Regions from separate parts of the Homo sapiens genome. Here regions 1, 3, 4 and 5 are each linked to region 2. A link is a loop called in an ENCODE intact Hi-C map of the cell type or tissue named here. Cell type or tissue: endothelial cell of umbilical vein. All regions are shown on one strand. Region 1 overlaps CAMK2D (calcium/calmodulin dependent protein kinase II delta). Region 2 overlaps CAMK2D (calcium/calmodulin dependent protein kinase II delta). Region 3 overlaps ANK2 (ankyrin 2). Region 4 overlaps CAMK2D (calcium/calmodulin dependent protein kinase II delta). Region 5 has its middle 20 kb from the start of CAMK2D.

Evidence for each region. Peaks named below come from ENCODE experiments on the same cell type or tissue, not always from the same donor. Only the 100,000 strongest peaks of a DNase experiment are listed, where the experiment ranks them.
Region 1: a loop joins it to region 2, with 2.0 times the contacts of the local background. A loop is called at or near these places in 10 of 110 quality-filtered maps.
Region 3: it touches region 2 in a loop (2.1-fold over the local background); 2 of 110 quality-filtered maps call a loop at or near these places.
Region 4: a loop joins it to region 2, with 5 times the contacts of the local background. A loop is called at or near these places in 11 of 110 quality-filtered maps.
Region 5: a loop joins it to region 2, with 8 times the contacts of the local background. A loop is called at or near these places in 3 of 110 quality-filtered maps.

The regions. Positions count from the first base shown.
Region 1 is chr4:113,466,438-113,471,437 of GRCh38, forward strand. The region is part of intron 16 of CAMK2D (calcium/calmodulin dependent protein kinase II delta); the gene reads right to left. Among named protein-coding and RNA genes, the nearest start is that of CAMK2D, 290 kb to the right of the region's middle. In endothelial cell of umbilical vein, no CTCF peak of the experiment used is centred here; DNase peaks (open chromatin) are centred at 1,354, 1,984 and 2,704; H3K27ac peaks cover 2,913 bases.
Region 2 is chr4:113,545,778-113,550,777 of GRCh38, forward strand. It overlaps CAMK2D (calcium/calmodulin dependent protein kinase II delta), which reads right to left. Exons shown (of 21, transcript NM_001321571.2): 6 at 1,867-1,939. Among named protein-coding and RNA genes, the nearest start is that of CAMK2D, 210 kb to the right of the region's middle. RefSeq lists silencers at 1,866-2,035, 2,046-2,135. In endothelial cell of umbilical vein, a CTCF peak has its summit at 1,955 (motif pointing right); a DNase peak (open chromatin) is centred at 2,004; H3K27ac peaks cover 292 bases.
Region 3 is chr4:113,276,165-113,281,164 of GRCh38, forward strand. ANK2 (ankyrin 2) reads left to right here. Exons shown (of 46, transcript NM_001148.6): 16 at 1,673-1,771; 17 at 2,296-2,394. Among named protein-coding and RNA genes, the nearest start is that of MIR8082, 130 kb to the left of the region's middle. RefSeq lists a silencer at 2,239-2,413. In endothelial cell of umbilical vein, a CTCF peak has its summit at 2,355 (motif pointing right); a DNase peak (open chromatin) is centred at 2,367; H3K27me3 peaks cover 1,307 bases.
Region 4 is chr4:113,450,638-113,455,637 of GRCh38, forward strand. It overlaps CAMK2D (calcium/calmodulin dependent protein kinase II delta), which reads right to left. Exons shown (of 21, transcript NM_001321571.2): 21 at 395-3,878. Among named protein-coding and RNA genes, the nearest start is that of MIR8082, 300 kb to the left of the region's middle. RefSeq lists an enhancer at 1,652-2,199. In endothelial cell of umbilical vein, no CTCF peak of the experiment used is centred here; a DNase peak (open chromatin) is centred at 2,714; H3K27ac peaks cover 1,240 bases.
Region 5 is chr4:113,779,559-113,784,558 of GRCh38, forward strand. No RefSeq gene overlaps it. Among named protein-coding and RNA genes, the nearest start is that of CAMK2D, 20 kb to the left of the region's middle. In endothelial cell of umbilical vein, a CTCF peak has its summit at 2,069 (motif pointing right); a DNase peak (open chromatin) is centred at 2,103; H3K27ac peaks cover 3 bases.

The DNA of each region.
Region 1 (5,000 bases), 79 kb before region 2:
TCTTGCATTGAGATATTGAACTTTATATAATTATTTGCATTTTCTCACTTTTCTGCTTGACAAACTCTACAAAAGGATGCCGACACTGTGACTGGCCTTTGTTTTTAGACAAATGGCCTTTAGTAAACTCTACAAATTGAAGAAGTGACATATGAATCAATACTGTAGATGTAGGCAGATAATAAGATGAAAGCCTCCAGGTATAGCTGTCAAACCCAACACCAATCATGATTTGTTTCTATTCCTAGCCCATAATTGGTGAAATTATTAATAGTGGTTTGGCTCAAATCCTATCTATTCAGTGAATTTGTTTCTACTGACATCTGCCTCAAGTGTTCTTTCTCTTTTTTGAAAGCCTGCAGCATCTGTATCACTCGGCAATTATGCATATGCTATCTCTTGATACCTTCTTTAGTTTAAAACACATTATTACTTGTTTTAAATTGTTATTAAACTTTCTGTACTGTGTAATGTGTCTTCCTTGTTAACTTAAAAGCTTCCCGAGGGCAAAGAACATTTTATTTTCTTGTATAGCCTAAAAAGCTTTGTTCAGTGTCTTTTATGGAATAGATGCTCAATGTTTGTGAATTTAATCAATTGAGACTAATAAACTTTTCTTGATTTCAGAACACTGTTCTCTTATTTATAAAATTACTGCATGAAATATTTTAGAAATCAAATTTTACTGGATTTTAAGAATATTGCGATATTCCCTTAAAATCACTGAACATAGACTGGGAATCACAAAATGTTACTTCCCATCTTATCTTACTGAGGTAGTGAGGCTATTGATCACGAAGAAAGCTGACCTCAGGTTTTATTCTTTATTGACTAAAGAAACCAGTTTGCATTTTTTATGAATCTGATCTTCATCAAGCAGATTTTAACCACAAGCTTAAATGCTTACTTTCACTCTGAAACTTCAGGTTACCTAGGTGATGACATTATTTAAAAATAAATTTTCTATAAACCACATTTTACTTCATCGAGACTATATGAGACTATATCATAACAAATACAAGTAATAAACTATCCTATAAAATGTGATTAAGTTAGTCCATAATATGGTTGCTAACAATGTCAAGGTCTATAATATTAAAAAATCACTATATGGGTTAGAATTCATATTTAGTTACATAATTACTTTTCATTTATATAAAGTAATATAACACAGCTCCTACAGAAGTCCAAAACATTTCTTGCCCTTGCTCATTTGATTGATGAATATCAATAATACATTCAACAGCAAAACATAGTGACAGAAGTGGTATCAGGGCATGATTTTGTAATAAGGATCCTGCCAGTGACACATTTTAGCTTAATTCAGTTAGGCAATAGGTGATTCATCTGTCTGTGCCCTCAACAGTATGAACATTTGGCAAAAGCTAATGACAGCTGACCCGATTCTGGAATATAAGGGATACGGGTGAGGAGGATCTCAGAAAATGAGATTATAAAAATGTGGCCACCAAAACTTCTCTCTCACATGAAATCCTCATTTCAAACTAACAGATTTTTTTTTTTGGTCTGATATACAGCTGATAGGAAAAACTACAGTTTAGAAAACATGGCCAATTTGAAATGAGCATAAGATCAACGTCCTTCGTGGAGCTTCATTAGGGTAGGCTTCAGTTTATAGAGTGTGAAGAGTTTAGGATCACTTCCTAAAGTTTCTGAAAGTCTCTGCACTGCCTCACAAGCATAATATGGAATTAGAATCATCGGGTGTATATGGCCATCTTTTACTTTCTGAACCACTGTGGAAATACGCATTCACTCTTAAGTATTTTGCATGCCACAACTGGCTTAAGGGTTGTCCTGCATAAACAAAGCAACACAAATTGCCTTCTCTCACTTCTTATGCTTAGAAACGATGGTGCTTTTGCTGGCAGGACAACAAATGGGAATTAGCCAGGATGCTTCTGTGCTGTATCACCATAAAAACAATGTGACTCGTTTGGCTTAGGAGGGGCCTGGAACTCAGGAATCTTTAGAGTGCTTATTTCACTGGGGCAAAGGAGCTTGAGTGAGTCACAGGCGGCACATGACAGCTGACTCTTTAAAGGAAAGCAGAAGGCTGGAAATGAATCATTTGTATATAGTAGTCAGCTTGTTGTTGGAACTGTTGCCACAAGCCCAGCATCTGACCTAGAGGAAGAGCGAGGGTTTGGTGTTAGCTAGCTCTACTCTCAATCAGCAGTGAGGTTGAGGAACAGTTACTGTGTCAGTGGCTTGGACAGACAAGTTGTGTGGGGAGGGGGTCCATTCTCATCTGGCCTTCCCTCTTCCTGAACACCAAGTAATAAATAACCACTCCAAAAGTCAAAGTGGAGAGCTTGTGATGTGTCCCTAATTATACCACGATGAATGCAGAATGTACCAGTAAGGTGTTCCCTGAATACCAGAAGCTTCTTCCACTCCAGAGCTAGCCATTTAATCGCAGGAAGCTGTTTACCTACTAGGTTTATTTCTAGAACTGAAGTGCTCAAGCCTATACTCATAGGACACAAAGTACTTTCTGGCGATTTCTAGATTCTTAGGAAAAGGAAAAAGAGAAAACCAAGTGGGAGAGATGTTCCAGGTTCTGAGTGGAATTACTTTCCATGCAATTATGCACAAAGAATTGGGAACATTTTCCCTTTCAAATTCATATATTTTTGGCTCTTGTTCTAAGAGGCCTGGAAGAGTAAGATAAGGGTGTGAATGATCCCAGTGTTTGAAAACAAAATAAAACCCAAGAACTGAGAGTAACTACATAATAAAACAACTTACAGATTTCAACATTTCCTCAAACATTAGATTTGGTTACTATAACAATACTCAGGAATGCAGTGATTATTTCTTGGTTTAACAGATAAATAAAGGGATTATGCGCATTGCCCAAAGGTATGGAGTTTGCTGATCACTCCTTCCCACCTTCTTGTCTTGGAACACTCTCCTTTTACTTAACTCTCTTGCTTTTCTACATGTTCTCATTCTCATTTGCCATGTTATCCTTCTCTACCTGGATATTAAATGCTTCAATTCCTTCTAAAGACTCAATTTGAGTCCCTCTCCTTATCTCATGCTGCATCCCTAAAGTCCTGTGTACACCAGTGTTTTAAATAGTCATCTATATTCCAATGACTCCCAAATTGTTAACCTCCTTTCTAGACTCTTCCTTCAGATCTATGTGTCAAGGCTATTTTTGAGCCTCCATTTGGGTATCTCAAATGGACCTCAAACCCAACATATACTGAACTGAGCTTAAGAACTTCCACCACTACAAGCCTGCTTGCTCTTCCATGGATCCCCATTTTGGTGAATGGCAAGATCATCTCTCAGTTGCATAAGCCAGAAAGAAACCTGAGGATCATATTTGACTCCCTAAATCCAGCACCTCAAGCCAATCCATTAAGTTCTGTTGAATTTGCCTTCCTCTTCTTTTTGACTTTTTTTCCTCTTCACCCCCACTCTCTCTGGGTATAAGCACCCATCATTTCTTGTCCAGGCTCTGTAACAGCCCTCTGATTTAGTGTTTCTGCAACCAATTTTGCTCTTCACTATTCTGTTCTCTACAATGCAACCACCTCTCTCTCTCTCTTTCTTTTTTTTAAATGCCTATCTCTTCAGATAACCTTCTATTTGAACTCTTCTAAAACCTTCTCACTGCTCTCAGGATAGGTACCTGAAGAGAGACTACAAAACCTTGCGTAATCTGGACTCTGCCCATCTCATTAGACTCATTCAGACTCTTTGACTTTATCTTCTCCAATCCACTCTTGCTCCTTTGTTTTACCAATTCAAAATGGACATTCTGCCTCCTATTACCAGCCCTTTATATGTACTGTCTTCTCTTCTTGGAAAACTGCACCCCCCCCATTTTGCTCCTACTTCTTTTATCAGATCTCAATTCAACTATTATTTCTTCAAAAATGCCTTCCCTGGGCCAGGCGCGGTGGCTCATGCCTGTAATCTCAGCACTTGGAGAGGCCGAGGCGGGTGGATCACGAGGTCAAGAGACCATCCTGGCCAACATGGTGAAACCCCGTCTCTGCTAAAAGTACAAACCTTAGCTAGGTGTGGTGGCACGCACATGTAGTCCCAGCTACTCGGGAGACTGAGGCAGGAGAATCACTTGAACCCGGTAGGTGGAGGTTGCAGTGAGCTGAGATTGCACCATTGCACTCCAGCCTGGTGACAGAGCGAGACTTTGTCTCAAAAAAAAGAAAAAAAAAAAAAAGTCTTCCCTGAGCCTCATGTTAGGTCAGGTCCCCGCGATGTTATGAATTCATACATAGCTGGCACCTGATTTTTAAAAGCACTTAGTACACTTGTATTTACATATTTATTTGCATGTAACCGATTAATCAGTTTTCTCTATTACTCTAGAAGGGTGGTACTGCACCATTGCATCTCTAGCAGATAACACAGTGCATGGCATATAGGAAATGTTTAATAAGTATTTGAATGAATAGTAGGTCCAGAACAAACTCAATTGGTTTCGATTCCCAATCCAATGACCTTTTTAAAATATATGATGGTACATTATTTGGTGATAACCAGACAGCCTTTAAGAAATATAAAATTGACAAATGGAAATAATTTAAGTATAAAGTAGTATGTCTTATCGTTTATTGACAATGACAGAAAACACTTTTTGACTTGTCTAAAACTGATCATCGAACTCCTTTGTTTTCCTGACTTACTCATTTTTGCTAATGAAACCACAATTTTGCCAGTCTCCCAGCTCAAAACCTGGGGTTTCTTCTGGATTCAATTCTTTCTTTGTTTCCATATCCAATCCTCCATGGATCATTCTTTTTCCTTAGCACTTCTGATGATGTTTCCCAGGATACATCCTTAGCCTCTTAATTATTTCATTTGGTTACTCTTGGCAATCTCATTCACTCCTCTGGCTCTGACCGCATGCTGAAGACTGCCAATTCTCTATCTCGGAGACCTTAAATCTTTCTAGGCTCCATGCTCATATTTCTAACTGCATTCTAAACATCTGAATT
Region 2 (5,000 bases):
AGCTCATTTCTGTCCTTTCCCAGAATCAGAATAAGAATGGAGAGCAAAAGTACTTTCCCTGCCTTAAAGAAATCTGGTGGGGAATGCAGCAAGTTATTTCTTTTGCTAGTAAGCCTCCCTAAAAATCATCTGCTTAAGTTTTTAATTAGTGACGTTAGCTCATACGTCAGAGAATATATTTTTCTTCACAGCCCATGTCCTATTAAAGTTCCAGTCTTTGAAGTGCTCACCTGATTCCAGATGTTTAGAGAAGTCCTGTATTACGATTCCACAAAAAATATCTTTAAAGTTATGGAAGAGGATTCACATTTTTTAATACTTGGCTTTTAAAGTCCACTTATGGTTATATAACATGGAGTAAAATGTTTCAAATAATAAATTTATAGAAGTGTCTGAAAAAAAATTGCACAAATGATGTGCATGTTCATATATGTTCACTTAAAAGGAAAGTAGTGCTGTGGGTTCTGAGAGGTAACAAAAGGGGCTCTGTCTGTAAATGGCCAGTAAAGAATTTTTGAGGTGACTGTAAAATACATGAATTTTCAAAGAAACACACTGCTTTTGCTTTATACTAATGGGTACATTTGGTAAGTGTTAGCAGATATACAGTCCGATCTTGGCTCTTCAGAAGAAAATGCCCTTAACCATACCTTTGCTTTTGATATTTAAAACTCTCAGAATTAAATGAAATCAAAAGATTGCAGAAAACTAAGGCAATGTTTTGCTTATAAATCACATCTTCATGTAATTGGTTTAGAGATATAGTCTTCTAGAACATTAAGTGACTGGAAATATGGATTTATAATTTTTTTTATAACCAGAAAAGTCTGCACGTGAGAAATAAGTCTAGGTCCTCTCACTAAACACACATAGTTTTAGACATTCTAAATTATCCTTTGTCACCTTTGTCCTAATGCCTAGAAAATGCTGAGTTTGAAAGAATCAAAACTATATACAGTGCTCACATTTACTATTTTACTCATCCAGTAGTTTTTCTTTTCGATTTCTAGGCTTCACTATTTTTCTGAAATTCCACAGGTAAAACTAGAGTGCTGGGAAATGGAGACGGAAAATTAATGAAAAAGTACTCCCCTTGTGAGCTATTTCATTTCTAAATGATCTAAAAATTCTCTGTCCTCAAGGGTATCAGAAGCTGAGTGAAGTCTTAAGGGTATCAGTAGGCATTCAAATGAGAATATGTATATAGGGATATCCATATATATTTGCTACATAAATATTATTTGATGATTAAATTTGTTTTGCTTTCTTTACATCTGTAGTTTTAGAAGACACTATTATCTTGGTCTTTAGGAATATAAATAAATAAAAAACTAAGAGGCCTCAGTGTCCTCAGAATTCCTAGGACTAATGTTAAGGGAAAGAGAATGTCAGAATTCAAAATGAGGTTCTTTAGCACATAATCGTTTAGGCTAAAACTTCACCTAATAACTTTATCTCTACACACTTTATAATTTTACTAAGTATTTACATAATATTGGGTATATATCACATGAATATAAAATGTTTGATCAATGTACACAGAACAAATTTAGAGTGAAGATCATCAAACCCTACTGAAAGTCACATTAATGCTATATCCATCCTTACAAGGAAAGAAATATAGCATCCTATTTATTGTTAATGTTGGGAAGTTATTTCTATCTGGATAAATCAAGATTTATATGTCTCAAGTGTGTGTTAGAGATGAAATAAGAGAGACTGTGGTGAGGGAAAGTTCCTGAGTAACGTGCTGGAATAAGTCCACACAACTTTATTGCTCATATTTTTGCCTTTACAGGCATAATTGCAGCTGAACAGTCATTAGGAACTGTGTGGTGGTTTATCTTCTTCAACCGCATTACTCACCTTCAGGTCCCGATGGACCACGCCCATCTGATGGCAGTGTAGCACAGCCTCCAGGATCTGCTGAATGCAATGACTGCATGCAAACACCAGGGGGCGTGTGTTAGTTCCAAGCTTACACTCACTGTCTGTATACCCTCAGAGAGACTGGGTTAAAGTGCAGAGCTAGCAGACAACTGGGGTTGTATTGTACCACCTTCAGTCATGTAAACATATTGCTCAAGTAGAGTGACTACTACCTCAGAACAATCAGATCTTACCAGATGTGAGCCAGAATGTGGGTCCATTTGTTCTAGAAAAATCCATTTTGAAAACACTTTATGTCATTCAAGAGATCATTTCCTGGTTATAAATTCTTCCAGGAAATAAAGTGGAACACAAATATAATCTTTATAGCTGTGGTGTTCCGCCTCCACCCCGTCACATAAATTGTTTCCCTTTTCTCTCCCATTTTTCCAGTATTGTTCTAAAAGCTGTCACATTAACAGTCAGGGCACCACTAAGGTTAAATTAAGATACCTAATGAATTTTTGATAAATCATTAACTTCTTGTGCTTTAATTTAGCTGGCAATTAATATCTCTTGCCTAAGGGTTCATCAGACTCAAATGGAGCAATGCGTAACCAGTTGTTCTGCTACAGCAACCCATGGTCTCAGAACAGAAGTGGTGTTTAAAATCTACAGGCGGACATACATCACAGGCCAAGTTTATCTCCAGGCAAATGCTGGGCAATTCAAGAAAGCCTGCTCCTCAATCCCTTTTGGTAGGTAGTTTACTGCTTGGAAACTTAGCAGGTTGTATTCTTTAGTATTCTTCCCTTTTTGCTATGATGTATATTTAGCCTGTAGATGAGCAAACTGGAAGAGGCATCATGCATTATCATTTCATCATTTACTCATTTTAGAAACAAGTTGGGAAAGGCAAGGGAACCATTTTAAATACCCACCCTCTGCCCTTTCCCCAGAAAAAAAAATAAAACTGCTTTGATTCAGATTTATGGACTCCATATACTGACCTTCAGGTCCCTGTGAACTATGCCATTTAGGTGACAATGATTAACACTTTCTAGAATCTGCTGTATACAATGACTGCAAAGATACAAGGGCAGAATGGAAGGGAGAACATTTTAAAGGCACATAATCACATTGAATATGAAATAAAATGAAAGTCCCAATGAAACAAACAAACAAACAAAAATTATATTTCTTCACTTTTTTTAGCTTTACGTTGGAATCAAATAAAGCTGAATAAAGCTAATTTTGGTTCTAACAAAAATGACATCCAACATAGACTTTGTGACATGTTCAGACAAAACAATTTGAGTTGTGTTGTTTTCATTGTAAGTGTACAAATTAAATAATATGTATAAGAAGGTAAAATCTCCATATTTAGAAAGAAAAATTTATAAAGAATTCCCATAATGTTCTGGGAAAATTCTTCAGAGATATAAAATTTCCAGGTATTTCTTATACACATCTAAACTGTTTAAAATCTGAGGTCACAATTAAACAGGTGTTGAAACAAGAGGGTAAACACAGATGAAGTGGCAGGTGAAACAAGGGTCAAAAAAAATGGAGGGACACATTTACCATTTCGCCTTAGAAGCGTTGCTTTTTGTAAAGTATATAACAGGAAAACAAATGCAAGTCTCCAACAATAAAGGGAGAATTTAAAGTAAACTCATGAATAAAATAAACCCCTCTTTAGTGTAAGAATACTTTGGGGAAGAGCTAGGGAGCTTTCAAAGAATAAATAAATACAAATTTACAATCCCCTGGAGCATTGGTAATTATTAAACCCACTTCCATACACTTCAGTGAAGAAAAACTTTTGCTTCATACTATATCAAAATGCACATTTTATGCTATTCTTATTAAGGGTTCACTGATATCAAATGGGACTGCTAATTAGAGAGGAGAAATCCTTGTTTGGCACCTATAAGGTCCTGTGAACTGTCATCTGACATATAATAATGCAGAACACATCACACTGATGAATTTTGTATAAGTTCACTGTGCAATTCAAATGCAAGTACATCCTGAACTACATTTATTCATTGAAAGATGAAGCAAACATTTTAATAAGGACATTTTCAACCACTTAATGTATAAAATAATATTATTCTAAAGAAAAATCTTGAATTTAAAAAAGTAATCACCATCTGATTTATTACAATGTAAATATTTTAAAAATTGATCATGACTATGATTTTCTAGCTCTTTTATTAACAATACCACTAAAAGCGTCTCACATTCATTGCTGTTGACTACATTGTTTATTTGAGTATTGGTCATTATTTTTAAACCATAGGAATCTTTTTTCTTTTACAATAATGTTCACTTTGCACTACTCTTTAAGAATATTTCTCTTCCTGTTCTCAAACAACAAGCATAAATTATTGAATCTTGGGAATAACAGAAGATAAAGAAGTAAACAATAACACATACTAAATGGACTTCACCATTTTTTTTACTAGTGAGAATGGATTCAATTCTTAAATTTTTGAGAACTAGTAAAAAATTTTTACAATTTTTTGACAATCAAATAGCCTCTTTTGAGACAGGGTCTCACTCTGTCGCCCAGGCTGGAGTGCAGTGGCATGATCTCTGCAGCCTCCACCTCCCAGGTTCAAGTGATTCTCCTGCCTCAGCCTCCTGATTATCTGGGACTACAGGTGCATGCTGCCACACCTGGCTAAGTTTTGTATTTTCAGCAGAGACAGGGTTTCACCATGTTGCCCAGGCTGGTCTCGAACTCCTGGGCTCAAGCAATCCTCCCACCTTGGCCTCCCAAAGTTCTGGGATTATAGGAGTGGGCCACCACATCTGACTGAGAAATAGCCTCTTTATGTATTTAGAAGGGAATGTTCCTTCTCTTTGATTTTATCGGAGAGCTTTCATAAAAAATATCTTAGAGCTCTTTAGCAGTAAAAATAGTCTCTATTTTAATTTCAACCAGTATTTTTCAAACCAAGTAACAGCCTGCTTAACATAACTTTGAAGGGTAACATTAATGAAATTCCCTAGTTTAGTACCTTGATTAAAAGTATTACTGTTTCTTGGCAAGTGGCCAAATAGCTACTTCCAGAGGTTCCCCATGGCCCCTTTCAGGACCCTAATGTGGGGATTTGGGGTAA
Region 3 (5,000 bases), 270 kb before region 2:
TCTCCTGACCTCGTGACCCACCCACCTCGGCCTCCTAAAGTGCTGGGATTACAGGAGTGAGCCACTGCACCCGGCCAAACAGCATTTTAAGAGTTCAGCTGACTAGGGCTGAACAGTGGTTGATTCATCATTATTAAAGACATTTAAGAGGGTAAATGAAATCTTGGTGAGATTAACATAAAGGAAGAAGGCAGATGTGTGACTCAAGAGATGCCTTCTAACTTTGGTTTTGTTATTCTACAGTAGATTTTATGTATTTTTGTCTAATAATCATTTCCAAACTTATAAGAGTTGGATCACTATTCTAGCAAGACTTTAAAGATAAGGAGTTTATGTTTTCTTCCTCATGATGCAGTTAGCCTCAAAGAACTCTGTTTCATCCTGAGTATCACCCTAATCATTGTGTGCATTGAGTGGAGGGAGGAGAGCTCTAACCACAAATGCTGGTTTATATGGACAATGCAAGAAGGAATAAATACTTCCTACGTTTGTCCCACACTTGGAAAAAACCAGAAGATTCGCTCTCTTCCAAGGATTTATTAATACCAAATGTTCAAAAAAGAAGCAAAAAGAAAAACGTCATCTCATTTAAAAATAATTTGTCTGGAGACACCGAAAGGGCAATATTGCTTCTTGGGGGATATTCTGTGTTTATGATGGGGGCTTAAATGGTTCCAGGATAAGCCATGGCTTAGAGCACCTAACCCAGGCATATTTGCTATGTGTTTTACAGGCCCTGATCGGTGTTAGAATTCCCCCACTCCCACTGTAGTGCCAGAAGAGCATGTGGTTAAACTGTCTGGCCAAGAGGATGGATTTGACATCATGGTGTAGGAACTGTGCCATCCTCGAGATCTTAGTCCAGAGACTTATCTGTATTTATAACACACTGCTAATTACAGAGTAAGGCCATTGGTTAGGCACGGAAGACACTGAATGTACACATATCAACATGTGTAGGAGAGCAGCCCTCTAAAAAAAGCTCTAAAGCTTCAGTGTGTTTAAAAGTCTGGTGTTAATCAGCCCAACATCATGCCAGAAGTAGAACGTATTTTACAAAAGCAATTGGTCTTTTAGACAGTGTGAGTCTTTTGGGAAAGGGGACAAGTCAGGATGGGAGTTGCTTTTTAATAGTACATGTTTTTTGTTCTATAGACCATTTATCTTGCCATTTCTGCAGAAAATATGTCAACTAATTCACGAATACTTGTTTTTACTATGGCTGCCAAAATATCCTAAAATTTAAATGAATTTGGAATTCAGGTGTTATAAAAAGGATTGAAAGAAAGAGAAGGAGGGTTGGAGAGAAGGCAGCTGTTGTTTCAATTCTATTAATTTTAGAGGCAAGAAAAGGCTTTTTTTCCCCATTCACAAATTGGAGCCAGTTTACTGACACTAGTGGCTTTTAAAAATCCCAAACCTATAAAGTCAGATTTCAGTCTCCAAGCCCTTAAAATAAAATTTCTTTTATTCAGTCTATCAAGCCAAACTTTTGTATGTTAAATTGTATTCTTTTTCTTTGTCCTTGTTCATGGCTAACAGATTTAATGCTACCAGTATTTTTTCCAAATGAAGAATCAGTATACTTTGCTCAATATGTTAACAAATAAAAAGATTTTTTGAGGAGTTACAACAATAAATACGATTTTACTTTTGTTTCTCACATTTTCAGAAGGGTTTTACTCCCCTGCATGTAGCAGCCAAGTATGGAAGCCTGGATGTGGCAAAACTTCTCTTGCAACGCCGTGCTGCCGCAGATTCTGCAGGGAAGGTAAAGATTTTCTATACGTTATAATTATGTAACAGTGAAGGTGATAGATTAGGAGATCTGTAAAGACATTTTTCTCACTTCTCTGAAAGGAATGTGAGAGCAACTGATGAAACTATCCCAAATAGACATGGTGGCGATGTCTTCCATGACCGTCCAGGTACATACACACTGATTCAGAAAGCATTTTGAGCTGTGCCTCAAAGTCTTGTCACAACAGCCCCAGAAAGTCTCTATATTAAGAAGAATCCCTGCAATGTTAATGTAGTATTTCTTACATAGCAGTTTAGACCTTTTTACATTGTGACCCTCAAGATCCCCTTTGCTGGTGGTATGCTCATTTTCAATTTTAGTTATGTTTTTAATATGAAAATTATTAGGGATTTGTTTATTTTCGTTCTTTTTTCTATTGACTATATTAATTCATTAACATGAATTTAATCAATATCAGTTTCCAGGCATCCTGGTAGCTTCAGGGCAGCTAACCCTAATTTATTAATGCTGAAACTTAAACACACCCTTTACAGAACGGCCTTACCCCGCTCCATGTTGCTGCTCATTATGACAACCAGAAGGTGGCGCTGCTGTTACTGGAGAAGGGTGCTTCCCCTCATGCCACTGCCAAGGTGAGGACCACAGAAAAGGATTTACAGGCATAGGGTGTAACTATCGCCTGAAAACACATGAGAATTGTCTTTTAAACACATGGTATAGTATAACTGCGACTAGTCCTAGCGATAGTAGCTTTTGGTATTGACACCCTTTTTTTTCCCTTGTATTTCTGCCAGTTGCGTCTTGAAAATCTTTTTTAAGATTTTTTAAGAGTCAGCAAATATTAAGGGGATGTGCCTATAAACCAGTAGAGATGAATCTTATTGCTAACATTCTGTGTGTTAGAGAATGAAGTCTGAATTTTGAGAACTGAGAAATAAAGTCATTAACATATTTTCTCTTCTCTCCTATAAACCAAATGCTATGATGAAAATGTCCTTTTATACTCTCATTCTTTCCGACTTCAAACTTCTATTTGTTTCTTTGTCTTTTTTTTTAATGTTTTACCTGTGTTAACTGTAGCATGGATCCCTCTAAGTCCCTAGATTCAGAGGTGGTGGGAGGATGCCTTTTTGGTGTATATCTAGCACCAAATTCCGAAACAGCTCCAACTAAGACTTGTACTTACGGACAGGGCATTTCCCACCATTCTAGTTGGCCCCTTATTACACTGAAAATATATATGAATGTCGTATAATGCATAAAGTCCTCATTGCGTCTTTCGTTCATTAATTAAGCACAGCTATTTTGAGAACACATCAGGGTTTATTTAAAAAATATTGATTGTAATGGGAAAATATTTATGCTATATTAGACAATATAATAAAAAAACTGCCACCATTTATTTGCCAAACACTATGCCGAGCACTTTACAGGCAATATCTCATAATAACCCCATGAGACTGGTATTCTAATGATCTCCGTTTTGCAGATGAGAAGGTGAGATTTAAGTAGGTTAATTTTCCAAAGTCATATGAATAATAAGTGTTAGAGCTTGTACCTGTGTTTGACCTCAGGCAGACTGACTTTAGAGCCGGTGCTCTTAACCACTAGGTCCTTTGTGCCCCAAAGCAATAGAGGGAGATTTATTCCACTTCTGTTATACAAATATATACATATATACTCATATGCCTATTTAAATTTTATACATATTATAAATAAAAAATAGGATATATACATAAAATATGTTCTGTATAATATATATTTTATATATAAATATATTATATATATCATAAATATATAACTTTGTACACATACATACATATACATCTACATATATTTATATCTTTTTGATGCCAATAAACAGTTTATAATAAAGTACTTGAACTGTCAAAAGAGGGTGCCAAATGTTCATAATTATCCACACTGTTCTTACTCCTCTTTTTTCTACAACCTCATCAATTCAGCACATATTTTATGTCTTTCTTTACACTAGATTATAAGCTACTAGAGGAGTGTTCATATCATATTCATTTGCATATCTATGAGGTGTTTAATAACATATGTGAGTTCCCAATAAATTTGGATGAAAGAATGAAGATTGAGCAACTATGGAATAAAAATATACCTGCTCACTTAACATACCAGCATTTTTTTTTTCATTAGCTTTCCAGGCTGACCATTCTCAACATAGATACAAAAGACTTCATTAGTACTCATGAGTACTTTCGTTGAACTCTTACAATGTGCAAAGAAAGGATTATAGGTACTCAATGGGAGGTAAAATTGTAAAACGTGTGTTCTCTTTCCACAAGGGACTCTCAATCTACTTGTAAGAGAAGACCTAGATTATAAAATAATGTGTATAGTTTTCCTAAGGAGATAAACATAGCCTTGATTTCTAGCCTCTACCTTGTATGGTCCTTAATCTTAGGCATGCACGTACCGAGTTCAGAAGATGACATAAAGCATTTGTCTACTCCAGAGTCCACAGTAGGATGGGTATTCTGGGAATGCCTCTCTAGTGTCTTTCACTTATCTGCCCCAGCCTGTCAATGAACATGAGCCCTTCATCTTTGGGGCCACTCCTAGAGGGCTCCAGATGGTAAGATCCCCACTGTAGTCTCCACTTTAGACTCTCTTTCTGCTCATTATAATGTCTCCTCTCCTTAATACACACGGTCCTTTGGCCACGAGAACTTTGCTTCTTTCCACCAGAGTCCAGAACCTTCTCTTAGTCTTTATTGGGAGTGCTGCAATTATTTGAGTCCAAAAATGTTTCCTCTTTGTGGAGTAAGAGGGCTTTTCAGATCTTGTAGGTTGAGTATCTACCAGGCAAACCTCCTCCATTGCCAGAATTGACACCTTCTTTGATGATCGCTTATGTTGTTTTGCTAAAATATCCCTGTACCTAACCTTAGTAGAGCCCATGCTGTAGGCAGTGGGGTAACTAAGACTAAAGAAACACATTGTAGCAAAAAGAAGTTGACTAAACTTATTTGGTCCACAAAAATCTGTGTGTCCTTTTTTTCAATAGAGTCTATGGACACAAATACAGTATTTTGAAGCATCTGGGACCTCTGATCAGACCCTGAAAAGGCTTCCAAGCTGAATTTCCTTCAGTTGCTTCAGGAGAAACATTGTTTGTCAAAAATGAAAGATACTTATTCTTGCTTGGAGAAATGGGGACAGAGTAGATAATGTAGGGTTGTGTGAGGATCAAGATTTGATGATAGCTCAT
Region 4 (5,000 bases), 95 kb before region 2:
TACATGACATATCCAATTTTTAAATGTTGGTGACATTTAAAAAAACATAAAAACACTTTTTACGGACAAACAAGAATTTTTTTTTTCTGTTGTAAAGCAGCAAAAGCCTAAATGCAAATCCTTCTGGAGTACAATTACTGCTTAATCTGTTATCAACTTTTCCTACTCCAGTCTGCAGGAGAACATTCTAGCTCTCTTCTGAGAATTGGTTTTGTCTGAGAGAAAAGCAGGAATGCTGTAAATGCTTCCTGCTGCTTTCTCAGGTTAGGGTGGTTTATGACAGCTGTTGTTCAGTTCATGGACACATGGTCTAGTACGCTGATCTTCATTGTAATCTTTTTGTACATTCTCACCTTTAAAAAATCTGATAAAAAGACCACAGAGCCATGAAAGGTTCATAGAAGTCAGTAGAATTTTATTCAATGAAATCACTCGAAAGCTGTGTCATCTATGTTTACCCTTAAATTATAATTTTTTACATAAAAATTCAAAATTTGGGTGAAGATTAATATTCCTTGAAAATTTCCTTAGAATATACTGATTTGCTACTACATTTCATTTTTCCTACATTCAGCTAGATGACCACTTCATTTGGTGTCTCTCAGCCTTCTGCTGAGACATTTGAGTCCGAGTATATCCTCAGCATTAACAGTAAACCTACATAAAGAGGGCAGCCCAACAGCAAAACAAGAGTTGTATACCCTCGTGAGCAAAGAATAATAACAATAGGAATATTAATGTCAGTGATCAGAATAGTTATACTGCTACCATTTAATTTCTATCAAATATCATTCTAGTCACTCTGTACCCATTAATCCTCACAATATCTTTATTAAGTTGGTATGTTTATTCTCATTTTACAAATATGGAAACTGAGGGTCAGAGGGAAGAGGTAACTTGCTCAGAGCATCAAGACAGTGGTGAGAGAACCCATCATTAAAACAAGGACTATCTGGGTACCCCTTGAGGCTTCTGTTATCAAAAGGGCTTGGCCTCAATTCAACAACTATTTATCAATGATATCTCCATTCCTGGCCTTGGTTTGGGTTTAGGAATGCAATGATGAATACACAGTTCTTGCCCATGGAGACATTATACTGCAGTAGAGGAGACACAAATAGAAATATATTTTCAAAACAATGTGGTTGACAGGAGAGGTAAATACAATCTATTATGTAGGTTTTGAGAGGGAAGGCAAGCCCAGAATAGGGCCTAGGAAGGTTTGCTGTGGAGCATGATGCTGTACACTGAATCTTAGGAAAAAGTAAGAAGTCGGGAAAAGAAGTAGGGGAAGAGACTATTTATTCTAGGTAAGAAACATAAACAACATGAACAGCATAAACAGGCATGTGAGCAAGTGTGATGTTTTTAGCAAATCAAAAGAAGCTGAGCATCCATGTATGCTCAAGTTCAAGCTGGGGAGTAGCAGGAGCTGGGGTGCTTGCCTGTATCCCAGAAATGATAACATCAAAGTGTTACAAGGACAGGTTCGTATTAAAAAAAAAAAAAAAAAGCAGCCATGTGAAGGCTGGATTGGAGGGTACAGTTTAGAGAAGCTTTTAGGAGTCTTAGTTGTTAACTATATTGTTCTCAGCAACATTTTCCCAGAAGAGACCATTGTTTTGCTCACAGAGAACAATTAACTTGCCATTCTCACCAAGTGCAAATTGTTATGTACTAAATGAGACCAGAGTAGGACACACTGCCCTTGACACTGGCCAGCACTATGCAGGCATACATACAGTACCTCTTCTGAAGAAATAAAGATGGACGCACTGTCAGCAGAAATCACAAATTTATTAACTCTTAAATATATCAATCAGTCCTTTACCATTATGGCAAGAAATATATACAGTGTCCCATGGTAAACTGCAGTGTTTCAAAATGATAGAAGATAATAAATGTGTAATTCATTTGTGGTGGAGAGAACAAATCACAATTTCCTCACATCTTAGTGCGGAAGACAAACTTGATCTACAGTAATACTTCAACACCACATGCTAAGTTAAAAGTGTAAAAAAAACACTCTACATCTATTTTTTTTTCTTTAAATACATGTATGCCACGTATAGCTGCTTCACAAAAGGGTAAAAGAAATTAAAAAGAGAAAAATGAGGCCATTATTTTTTCACAGATCTCATTGGCAGGTTAACATGGCTCAATATATTTACTGTATATATTTATTTTAAATATATATGTTGTTTTAAATTGTGTAATAATTATCAGAAAAGCTTCAACCCATCTACCATACATCCACTAGCAATAATATCTAAGATGATTAGTAATCAACACAGAGAGGTGAGATGAGAGAAAAGAGGAAGGGTTGTTTTTGTTATTTTGTTTTTCTTTTTTGCTTCTGCTTTAAAAATAGGCTTCTGAGGACTGTGAATTACTATCGTTAAAATAACAATGATGGAGATTCCATGCACTGTAAAGCACTTCAGGGAAGAGAACAAAAATCACAGGAATTGAATCAACAAAGGAAAAATGAGAAGCACAAAGAAAACCTAGGACATTTCCCTTTTTGTTTTAAACTGGGAAATTCTAACTCCTTGGAGGAAGACAATGATACTCTGATTCAAGAGAGAAGCTAAAAAAGCACAAGTCACAAAGATCAAGTTCAAAACACTTATGAGAATGGCAAACATTTGTAAGCCTCTCTAACACTAGAAAACTAGCTAGTGATGATGCAGAAGTGACCCTTTCATTCCCCAAGGCGGAGGTGAGTGCGTTTGCATAAAACCCCCTCTGCTATCAAGTTGGTATCCTCCTGGCAACTGTCCCAATCAGTAAGACGTTGCAGTCACAGGAGGAACTTGCTTTTATCCTAACTTTAAACAATGCAAATACCTCCAACATAGTTAGGATACCTAAGTCCAAACTAGAGCTTAAGCAGAATTATAAACCTTTAAAATCTTGACAACATTTTTGTGGGCCCTGAAGATGATCAAAAGTGCTAGTATAGCTACCTTCAAAAGACTTTTATTTCCCTTTTACATTCATTATGCAAATTTCACTTCTATTCTTTTCTCACACACTACTAGCCAGCCTCCCCAAAAAAGGAAAAGGGAAAAAAGTAAGAAAAGAATGGAACAAAAGAAAAATAAGAAAGCAAACGAAAGGAACAAAGAAACAGGATAAAGAAAAGAGATCACAGATTTGAGAAAGAAAAACAATTCAATTCAGCAAATTCACCAAAACAATGTGAATATATCCTAAAGTGATTAAACTCAGAAATGATGTGAATTTTTCCAGTTTACACAGTTTGACCAAAAACAGCATGGCTTTATGTGGTAGCAAACCAACTGATTCTTGCTTCTACTTTCATAAGTGATTTTGCCCACATATCATCCCACTTTAATTGTTAATCAGCAAAACTTTCAATGAAAAATCATCCATTTTAACCAGGATCACACCAGGAAACTGAAGGTGTATTTTTTTTTTACCTTAAAAAAAAAAAAAAAAACCAAACAAACCAAAACAGATTAACAGCAAAGAGTTCTAAAAAATTTACATTTCTCTTACAACTGTCATTCAGAGAACAATAGTTCTTAAGTCTGTTAAATCTTGGCATTAACAGAGAAACTTGATGAAGAGTTGTACTTGGAATATTGTGGATTTTTTTTTTTGTCTAATCTCCCCCTATTGTTTTGCCAACAGTAATTTAAGTTTGTGTGGAACATCCCCGTAGTTGAAGTGTAAACAATGTATAGGAAGGAATATATGATAAGATGATGCATCACATATGCATTACATGTAGGACCTTCACAACTTCATGCACTCAGAAACATGCATGAAGAGGAGGAGAGGACGGCCCAGGGTCACCATCCAGGTGCCTTGAGAACAGAGAATGCAGAAGTGGCACTGTTGAAATTTAGCTGAAAGGAGAAAGGGGGAGGAAGAAATAAATTATATTGTTTTACAAAATATCATCAAATTGCTTTGCCATAGATTTGACTAGGCTACAGTTTTATAACTTGGCTAACAAATAGATTGAAAACACTATGTATAAGAGATGTTTGCTTGTGATCATTACAAGAAGAAACATACAATGTTACACAAAGAGAGTATTAAATTAGAAGATCAGTATTAATTATTTTTTCACACAAAGCTAAGCTAAAAATAAAGAGACAGAGACACAGTCTTCAGTCACATTATTAAATCTAAGTATACATCTTAAGCATTCCTGTTTACTGGACAAATTAGTAAATGAATATAATCCTTTTGTTGAAATAGACTTAAAATTCAAGTTCATCCTTAGCTTCTGTTATTATTGTTAGATTCCTTGGGAAATGAAACCTAGAAGTCAATTTAACAAGGAATATAGTCTCGAAAGTAGAGAGAACATGATTACTCTCTTTAATTGGAGATCTCCTTTGCTGAAAGCAACAGCTGGGAGCACTATTTGTTAAAAGCTCTGATAAGGTTTAGTTCTCTGAATGAGGCAAATATTCACAACAGCACCATACATATCTGAATGCTTGTAACCCAAGTCTAAGAAACAATTAATTAAAAACAACAACAAAAGCATGAAGTTAATTACAGTCAACTTTCAATTATCCTCTGGAATTACCCATTTTGTGAGTTTTAAATTTCAGCTTGACTTCCTCCTGTGGCCTGTCCTCATGGTCAAGTACCATTATACTCAGTCAGGCACAGCAAATTGATTTACACATTCGCCATAGCCAGCTGCTTACAGAACTGCAACCTCTTGAAAGAATGGTTAAGACACCAAAGGATTCTAAAGCTTAATATAAATTAAGTCCGGATAATTGAGAGTTATCTGAACTGACCCAGACATAATTTACTTTTGATGTGAAAACTTCAGGATTCTAACATGACACAATCCACATGTTGGAAAAAATTCTTTTCAGTGTTTATTACCTTTAAAATAAGGATTATGCTACCAAATAGGGCTGAATGTTAGATTCAAAAGCTCATGCAAAATTGCTATGAATTTTCAAAGACCTTGTGCGTTTTTCATTGAATATTATGCAATA
Region 5 (5,000 bases), 230 kb after region 2:
ATAAGGTATGATTGTTGAAATATTTGTTTTGTATGTTTTCCCCAGAATAATTTTAATCTTTCTTTTGAGGTTACCAAATTTAGCAAATAAAAATACAGGGCACCCCATTAAATCTGAATTTCAGATAAACAATAAATTATTTAGTATATGCCCATGTAATATTTGAGATACAATATACTTAAAATTATTGCATGGGACATATGGATGTTAAATAATTATTCACTGTCTGAAATCCAAATTTAACTTGGCATTCCTTATTTCATCTGGCATACTTACTTCCTTTTTATTATAGATTGAACCCTATGGATTTACTGTAGGAGACCAGAATATGCAGCCCCAAAGTGTGGATTTTTCACATTTTGCTGAAGACAATTAAGAAGAAGCAAATGCAGGAAAGCTTTCTGTCCTCCCTTTTTTTATTTTTAGTTTTTATTTGCTTAAAAGCGGTATATAGATTTATAAATACAAAAGGTTTGGACACTTATCATCTGAAATACCCAAGGGATCTACATTAGTAACCTTTACTGACTAGCCTTTATCCATCATTTATTTGCCTTTCCCCAAGTTGCTGACTATAGCGACTCAAAGTCTTTTTCCTTTGTCTTATTTCTCTAAAAAGTATACTGTTCTTTGTTGAAGATGCTATGTAAGCTGGGATTCAAAGCCACTCCTTTGAGAATTACTCATTCCCTGGGTGTCTCCTATGTATACGTGAAATATACATATTAATTTTTGTGTTGTTTTTCTTTTATCTGTCTTTCGGAACAGGGATCCTTTCCAATTAAGAATCTACGTGGCTTGTAGAAAAAAACCGCTACACCATGTTTACACATTTCTAGATCTAAATTTGGCAGAGAAATTAGGTCAAGGAAATAGACATATGTCCCTACATATAAAATTCATTAAAGCTTGACTTGGTGACTTTACAGTAAAATAGGATAAATTATTACCTGGTCTATATGAGTGAAATTCAGTCTATACATTTTCTTTCATCAAAAAAATAAGAGAAGAATAATATGTTTTATTTTCATAGTATTATATGTGTACTCAATCACACAATGCAGCAAGGATATTTTACAAATAAAATATAATTATCACATAATTTCATCAAAAACTAATTTAGTTTTTTAGAGATTAAAAAGTCAGATACCATTTCCATGCATTACTATTTTCATGTCTCTATTTTTTCTTTTTAATCCTAAATATTTGTAATAGCCTTACATTAACTACACAGAATCACTGCAGTTATTTATAGCTGGCCATTTTTTTGAATAAAACTAATTTTGTTTTTAGTTCTTGAAATGGAAGAAAAAGACGTGTTTCTGCAGTTTAAAAAATAGCACACTGTGAGTTAAATTAAAAACTTAAATCATAGAGTTTTGCAAAAGGGGTAACTATCTTATTAAGTCATATATAACTTGGAATAATTGTTATTTAAATGCACACAAAATGCATTTGATGTTAGATTTAATCAGGTAATTCCAGTAAGAATATGAATTTTGTAGGACATTAGAGAAATCTCTTAATTTTCCTTTATTACTCAAAAGTAATGACACCATGATTATTTTATGGATTTGATGAGCACCTATTCTGTTCTATGTAGTAAATTAGTCAAAATCTGTATTTTAATCTTGTTTCCTTCCTATAATTTCTATCAGGTAAATATTATAGCCTAGAGTTTTTAAAAACTGTTAGAAACTGGTGCTTAGAAATATTTATTAGTTCCTCTAAGTAACATATAAATAGTAAGTGGCCACCTCTGGTTCTGAAGCCAAAAAACTAAATTTATTGTATTTCTAAAATATTTTACTCACTTTCAAGTCAGGAAGAACTGATAATTTATCTTGGTTTTGGGATTTTTTTCTTATTCCCAATAAAAATAAATATTAAAATTTAATTAACATTGATATCCAACAACTTTTTTGTTGTAATGAATAATTTGGCTTGAGCTGTAGTACACTGAGAAGGGGACATGGATAATATCTAATCCTCTCTTGGTGGAAATGTTTTTGTAAGTTATACTAATTTTTCAATGTATTTGAAGAATACTGTCAGTCTTAGAGAATGAGCAAGATAATGTTGACCACTAGAGGGCTTGAAATTTGTGATCACCGTTAGTAATCTAGAAATACTGATGGACATTTCATTAAGGGCTTCTGGTAAATTTTGAAAAGAAATAGACACTTTGACTCCATGGATATTATATAAAGAACAAATGTTGTAGTTAAAATTAATTTTAATGTTTATGTTTATTGGAATGTTTACTTCTAAACAACTGTAGCATTAGGGTGGTTATTTTACAATTATTACTTGATAAATTTCCCAAAGCACCTTAGTGAAAGTGGAAGACAATATAATTAGGGTGAAGTACTAGAATGAACACGAGGGAGAGGCTCTTAGAATACCTACTCAGAAGAGAGGCCAACAGATGACTAGAAAAGACTCTCTGGAGATAAGAGAAAAGATGACAAAGAGGCAAAGAGAACCAACCAAAAAAAATTATTTTTTCCTTGAGTTAATTGGTAAATATTAGTAATGTGAAGCCAAGGGTAGAGAGACTGGGCTAAGTATTAATAATTATTGTAAAAGTGACATTTATTAGATGCTTACTACATGCCAGGACTCTGCTGACATTTACATGCATTAACTCATTGAAACATCAGAAAAACCTCATGATATTTATTATATTCTTATTATTTTACAAATAAGGAAACATCACATCTTCCCTTCATAGACCCTCATTCCTCCCCCTAAAAAAAAAAAAAAACCCAAAAACATTCAATGAGGGCTGTGGCAGACACAGTGCAGTTTTTCTAAAGCAGATGCAGTCTGTAGAGACTAAAGATTTGGAGCTTATTGAGTTTGAGATGTAGGACAAAGCAAAGGTACCTGGTGAGGATGCATTCTTTATAGGCTTTGGAAGAACTGAGTCAGTGCATTTAACAACATCTGAGAGTAAGAAGTTAAATGCCATTGAACAATATCTGATAGTTGGAAGATGGAAATTACATGTGGTCCAAAATCTTGTATGGGGGACAAGGGAAAGATAAAATGGTTAATGGATTACAATGTTAAATGACTAGGTATTTAAAGGCTTATCTAGGTCATAGATTCTTAAAGGCTATATACATGGGGAAATAAAGCAAAACACAACAGAAAGCAAACGCACGATGCACTAAATATGTGTTCTGTAACAATTTTTTGCTATAGCTAGTCATAAGGAAATCCTGTATTTTTGTTACTCCCTGAAGAGCTGAAAAGGAGGTAGAGGTCAAGTCATTGGCTTATGGAATGTTATCTTGAGAGAATTGTATATAAAAATGCACTTATGGTGGTTTTAAATGCAAGCACACTCAAGCTGAAACACACAATAATAGGTAACATACCTAGAGAAAAAAAATCTTTTAACGAGCAGGAAGTGACAGATGAAAGCATAGAATTAGCCATTGTCTTCAGCAAGATGTTGTTCACGCTGATTCCAATAAGCGTAATTATGTAACATTCTCCAGTAGTGTTCAACCACTTGAATGTAGGAACATATTAACAGTTAGTTGGATTTGACCAGTGTTTAGGTTTTGCCAGGGAAGAATAATTGAGGGAGAAAGAAAAAGGGGCATTAAGGACATTTGTTAGAAAGTAAAGCTGGGCACAATGGCTCATAATTGTAATCCCAACACTTTGGGAGGCCTAGGCAGGAGTATTGCTTCAGCCCAGGAGTTGAAGACCTGCCTAGGCAACACAGTGAGACCCCCATCTCCAGAAAAATAAGAAAATTAGCTGGGTGTGGTGGTGAGCACCTGTAGTCTAAAATATTCAGGAGGCTGAGGGGGGAGGAATGCTTGAGTCCAGAAAGGTGAGGTTACAGTGAGCTATGCTTATGCCTCTGCATTCCAGCCTGGGTGATAGAATGTGACTCAGTCTCTCTCTCTCTCTCTCAAAAAAAAAGTAGTTATATGATGGAAACATGAAAAACAAGCTGTACAAGTGACGTGAGGACACGAGGTAAGATGAATAAAGGAAAGTTATGGGGTTAATGAATTAGTGCTAGTAATGAACTGGTGAATTGCATGAGTAGAGTACTAGAGTAAGTAGGCTAGAAGAATAGGAAATGACAGAATGAGATGTTTAAAAGAGAAATTCAAAGATGGTACAGGGTGATGACAATGTCTAGATATGACACATGAGTGGGTCACGGAAGAGTGATAGAGGACAAGATTATTAGAGGTAAGGAAACAAAGGGATTGAGGTCAAGGTGTTGGGTCATCTAATTGGATTTTGAAGTAGATAGCCATGATGACAGAAAATATATAAATGAGTGAAGAGCAGTGACTCAGAGGTCCCTACGTTGCTTAACAAGAAGGGAATCCATAGTGGCAAAGAATGATAACGTGTGTTTCAAAAGACAGAGTTTTGAAGTGTGAAATAGGAGTGACAGTTTGGAAGTAGCAACAGGGAGCAGAGAGGACGCTACCTCAAGCTCTAAGCGTATGTAGTATGTAGCATATAAGAGGAAAATAATAGGCTGGGTGTGGTGGCTCACGCCTGTAATCCCAGCACTTTGGGAGGCCGAGGTGGGTGGATCACGAGGTCAGGAGTTCGAGACCAGCCTGGCCAACATGGTGAAACCCCGTCTCTACTAAAAATACAAAAAATTAGCCAGGCATGGTGACATGCACCTGTAATTCCCAGCTACTCGGGAGGCTGAGGCAGGAGAATCGCTTTAACCCAGGAGGCGGAGGTTGCAGTGAGCTGAGATGGCTCCACTGCATTCCAGCCTGGGCAACAGAGTGAAACTCCATCTCAGGGGGGAAAAAGAAGAAAAAATAAAGACATTTTCCACTTGAAGGGCTCTAGGGAAAGCAGGGTTTGCTGGAGTCAGGTTAATTTCAACAAGAATCTGAAGGAAATGTTCAATAAAAAGATTAAGGAAGTAGAGGAATTTTCTGATAACTGGAAACAAGCTTTGGTGGAAGGACTTGGATGACCAAGAATGTGGGAGA